Regions from separate parts of the Homo sapiens genome. Here region 2 is linked to region 1. A link is an interaction called in ENCODE POLR2A ChIA-PET data of the cell type or tissue named here. Cell type or tissue: MCF 10A. All regions are shown on one strand.

Region 1 (2,500 bases):
CCTTCTCCTTGCTCTTTGTCTCTCTGTACCCTCTGCCCCAATAATTTCAGAGACAAGTACTCCTGAAGAATTCCTGAGAGCTACATTTTAGTTCATATTCTCTCACCTTATATAACATTTTGATTTTCTTTCCCTGTTTACAGTCACACCTTCAAACTGTACTAACACATCTTCATTCTGTTAGGTTAACTCGTGCTTTTGTGAGTCACAGGCTCTTAAGGTGAAATAAATGAAAGAAATCACAAAGGAATTATTACAAGTTTTATAGATACATTTTCCCTTTAAAAATTATATTTACTACCCGACTTAAAACATAGAATATTACCAAGCGTGTTGAAGCCCCCAAGTATTCTTCTCCAAAAGGTAACTACTACCCTAAATTTTGTATTCATGAGCCCCTCACTTTCCTTAATACCTTGAAAATAAATGAATGTGTTCCTAAAACAGATATTTTGCACATTTTGAACACTGCATAAATGACAACATTTAAAATGTTTTCTCCTGAAGTGTTTTTTCCCCCCAATCAACCTTATGTTTGTAAGATGCATTGATGTAGGTTTATATAGGTGGAGACCATTCGTTTTTTCACCACTGAACTACAAGGCATGGTTATGAATTATGAATATAACACAGTTGATTAGTCCCGTTGTTCACATGACATGTGGCTTAGTTCCAGGTTGTTTTGCTTTTGTTATTACAAATGTTTTTCTTAAATCCGTGAGTTCCACAATCTATTTTCTCTCTGCCTGCTGTTTTATATTCTCTTCCCTTCACTATTTCAGTAGCTCTCTTCCTTGGCTGCCTGTTGGAATACCTGGGGAAATTTTAGAACCCCTGATGCCCGTATTGCATGCTAGACCAAATATATAAGACTCTCTGAAGCTGGGACTCAGGTATTAATATTATATAAGGTTCTGTAGGTGCTGCCAAAATGCAGATAAGGTTTCATAACATTGCTTGAATTCCACCTTATTTGAAAGAAAAATTGCTTCCCTGGTTCCAGTTGCATTTAATATATTTTTCTAGAAAACTAACCTGAGAAATAAGAAGCTAAAATGCCCCTTCACACACTCAGGAATTTATTTTCATTAGTTGGTTTTATTTTGAGCTCGCTGGTTTGCATGTCCATCTGTCTGCTTATGTCACATGTGCCCAGTGGTTACATTATTGCCTAATAGACCTCTAAGCTGTGGCTTCTTCAGGAAGCATTATTTATTTATTCATTGAACTTTTTGGGTAACTTTGTAAAACAGAGTTCTGTTTACCCAGGGCCCAGAGGTAAAGACACAAAAGTAGACCCAGTCCTTTAAAAAGTTGAATCAGAGGGAAAGAATCACAGAATTTTACTCTAAAGTAAATATTAAACCTAGAATCATATGATCTGCCCTAGGAATTTGCAAACCACAGATACACCATCCCTTTTGCAGAAATATGTTCTTTTGGCCACTAGCCATTTCTTAAAGCTGAACCCTTGGTAAAGGATGAGTCAACAGGGTGCATCATGACTCAGGCTCCAAGTGAAACAGAGAATGAGTTGGTTTAATGGCTTTTAAAGTGGCTTTCTACCCTGTTATGCAAAGTGTAGCCCCAATATCCAAGAAAACAATAATTTAACATGATCCATTGGTTGGAACTGAACTCTTCATTACCCCAGTAGGACAGCATTAGATAAGGAGCTATTATGAGTCATTCCTTGTAGAGCTTAATAACAGCAACACAGAGGCAATTTGGATCAGTAAGCAACCAATACTCTCAAAGAACAGTGCACAGCAAAATAAAGCTGCTAGTGACATTCTCTGTCCTTTGAAGTGGGGGTGTCGTTAATGTTATTCGTCAACTATGTCAAGTATTTTCCCCAAAGGGTGTCCAGGAATCATTGGTATTAAGAATTACTCTCATCGCTTTTATCTATCCCAAACTCTTTTTTCTTGACCATCAAGATAATTTTTTAAAAATCAAGTTTTGTACCTTAATTTCCAAAAAATAAAAATTTGGAGGAAATGAACTTGCTGACAAATATAATCAAGGCCTATGTGACATCTACACAGCTCTCTTGCGATTATGTAAACTTTACAGAATTTTTTGTACATAACAGTCTAATACCTAACTGAGGAGTTTATTCAGGCAACAGATTTTATGCAGTTACATTATATAAGTGTTTGAATAAAACAGTAATCTGACTTCTCTTCTTGGACAAGTGACAATATTTTTGTCCTTCAAATTCTCTCAGATATGGAGGTTTGCTGACACTAGATAAAGAATCCTTATTAAAGTTTTCTAATTTCTGCAACCAGAATGACATGTTGCATTTGCCCATTTTTCTCTGAAGTGCTATTTGCATCACCAGAAACTTAAATAAGCCTAGATTAAAGGCATACTTTATGGGCATACATAAGCCTTTTCTTGAATGCATAAATTTTGGACCATTTCTTAACCTATATTTGGGTAGATGAATTTTGAACCATTTCCAAAATATTAAGTCCTTGATTGTATACTGGCA
Region 2 (2,500 bases), 53 kb before region 1:
TATTGCTCCATTCACTAACCAAGTACAACTATAACGTAAAATGATTTTGGTGTTTGCTTGGCTTCTGACAGCTGTATCTCTACACCTGTTCCCTTCTTCCTCAAAATATCCTCAAAAGCCATCAGATTATTCCACCTACAATGCTTTTTATGGTGATTATTTAATAAGCTTTCTACTATTCTCTTTTTCTCGTTGAAAAATTTTAGCATCTGGCCAACTGTCTTTCTTTTTTCTATTATGCTTGCCAACATTCTTGGTGCCTTCACCATCTATATGGATGACCCAATGATACCAGAATGGGGCTTTGAGGGCTGGGTAGAAAATGGTGGGGTCCCTGGTAAGGGCTCCACCTTCGGTCCTCTGCCCACAGACGTAAGTGAGAACAGGCACTCCTGTTTTCATGCTGAAATGTTGCACTTTCCAAGACCACTCTGGTCTACCATGCCCCCCCATCCTGTGCCCATAAAAACCTGAGACCCTAGTGGGCACAGACACAAGTGGTGGGACATTGAAAGGAGCAGAACAACACACTGACAGACACCAGCAGACACCAGCAGGCCATCAACAGTGGGATGATGCAGAATTCAGTTGGGGTTGGTTGGAGGAGAATCTGGCCACTGAGCAGCCCGACTCCAGGGGAAGACGACCTTCCCACTCCATCCCCCTTCTGGCTCCCCATCCGCCTCACTGAGAGCTACCTCCACCACTCAGTAAAACCTTGTACCCATCCTCCAAGCCTATGTGTGATCTGATTTTTCCTATACACTAGGGAAAGATCCCCAGGATACAGAAAGCCATCTGTCCTTGCTATAAGGCAGAGGGTCTAACGGAGCTGACTCACACAAGCTGCTTGAAGATGGCAAAACTGAAAGAGTACACTGTTAACACACACCCACTGGGACCTCAGGAGCTGTAAGCACTCAACCCTAGATGCTGCTGTGGGGTTGGAGCCCAAAAACACTCCCCACGACTGCCTGTCTGCATGCTCCCCCTAAGGGCTTCAGCAGCAGGGCACCTAAGAAGCGAATCACACCCCTGTTGCATGCTCTGCGAGGAGTATGAGGCAACTCCATCCATTTTACCAAGACCCTATCACTACTTCTCTATCACTCCACCCACCTTACTCTCCTCCTCACACAGCTTAGAAACCAGACTTTAAAACTTCCTTGACCCTCTTTTCAAGAAAACCTTCCTAGATTTTCCTAGCAAATGCTAACCTGGCAAAGCCCAACTCTACCTCTTCTGGGCCTGAACTCAAAAGGCCTTACACACTGGAAACAAAACAAAACAACGCACAATGCTGCCAGTTTTCATGTTACATATATGATTTTTTTAAAAAACTGCAATGTGCTTACAGCACAATTATAATGCAATTCTCCAGCATAGCAACCAATAACTGGGTAGGAGTTCCAGAGGAGCTAGAAGTCTCAGATAAGTGGTTGCAAGGGTGAATACTGGAGTCTAACACATCTGCGTCTAAACTTGTCTCCGACTTTCACCAATTGAGTGGCCCGGGGCAAGATACCTAAACTTCTTACAGCTTTGTTGCCTAATCAAGAAAATGGGGAAATGATAGTTTATGCTTAATAAGCTTTTTTGTGAACATGATATGGTATCAAGTATTCAGCATATTTGCCCAGCTACTAGTAAGCACTTGGTAAATACTGGCTAGTATTATTATCATATGCTATTGAACTTTAAAACCATACCTTAATTTTTACCAAAGTAGAAATGATTTTTGAATATAAGGTAAAAGTTAAGCTCCTCCTATATGTTTTGTTTAACAAGAGCAATTCCTATAAATGATGTGTGAGTGTGTTGTCACAACATGAATCAAATTGGCTAAATTATTCAGTTATTTGGATGTTCTGTAAACCTAAACTTTACAACTTGATATTTCAGGAGAATCAGCCTATCAGAACATATATGAATGCATCTCTTGGAATAATTAATTGTTTTTCAAGAGCAGCCATTCCTTTTTCCCCACCTTCTAGCAAAGAGATCAAATGAGAACAATTTGGAGGAAGCAGTAACACACTAATAAGTCTTCACTTTATGAGTTAATAATTTCTGGTTTCCTTAACAACCATTAGGAGCACATTCATGAACTGCAGTCAAATCATTAAGAAGAGAGCTAACAACAGGTGTGAGGCTTGTTTCTAGAATTCAGTTCATCATAGATGCAGTCAGCTTATTTTTAAGTCAATTAATTAATGACATAGGAAAAGGGGACGAGAAGAGGCTTAGTGGCAGCTAAGAGTAGACAGAGGACTGGTAGGAATATTTTTTAAAAATATATCAGAAAAATAATTTTCTAAAACCACTAAAGTGCAAACCACAGTTAAAATGACAAAGGGTCGCCTTTGGGAAATTCCCATTAGTAAAGCAAAGAGAAATGTGAAGAGGTAATGATTACTGATAATGGCCATGACCTTACTAATGTCTGTTTTCCCATCTGTCTCCAATGCCAGGAAACCATATAAACATCTAATTATATTAA

Evidence for each region. Peaks named below come from ENCODE experiments on the same cell type or tissue, not always from the same donor. Only the 100,000 strongest peaks of a DNase experiment are listed, where the experiment ranks them.
Region 2: POLR2A ChIA-PET joins it to region 1 with 9 read pairs; 2 of 35 experiments call an interaction of 5 or more read pairs at or near these places.

What each region holds. Positions count from the first base shown.
Region 1 is chr17:70,404,411-70,406,910 of GRCh38, forward strand. No RefSeq gene overlaps it. Among named protein-coding and RNA genes, the nearest start is that of KCNJ2, 240 kb to the left of the region's middle. In MCF 10A, no CTCF peak of the experiment used is centred here; a DNase peak (open chromatin) is centred at 1,471.
Region 2 is chr17:70,351,481-70,353,980 of GRCh38, forward strand. No RefSeq gene overlaps it. Among named protein-coding and RNA genes, the nearest start is that of KCNJ2, 180 kb to the left of the region's middle. In MCF 10A, no CTCF peak of the experiment used is centred here; no DNase peak of the experiment used is centred here.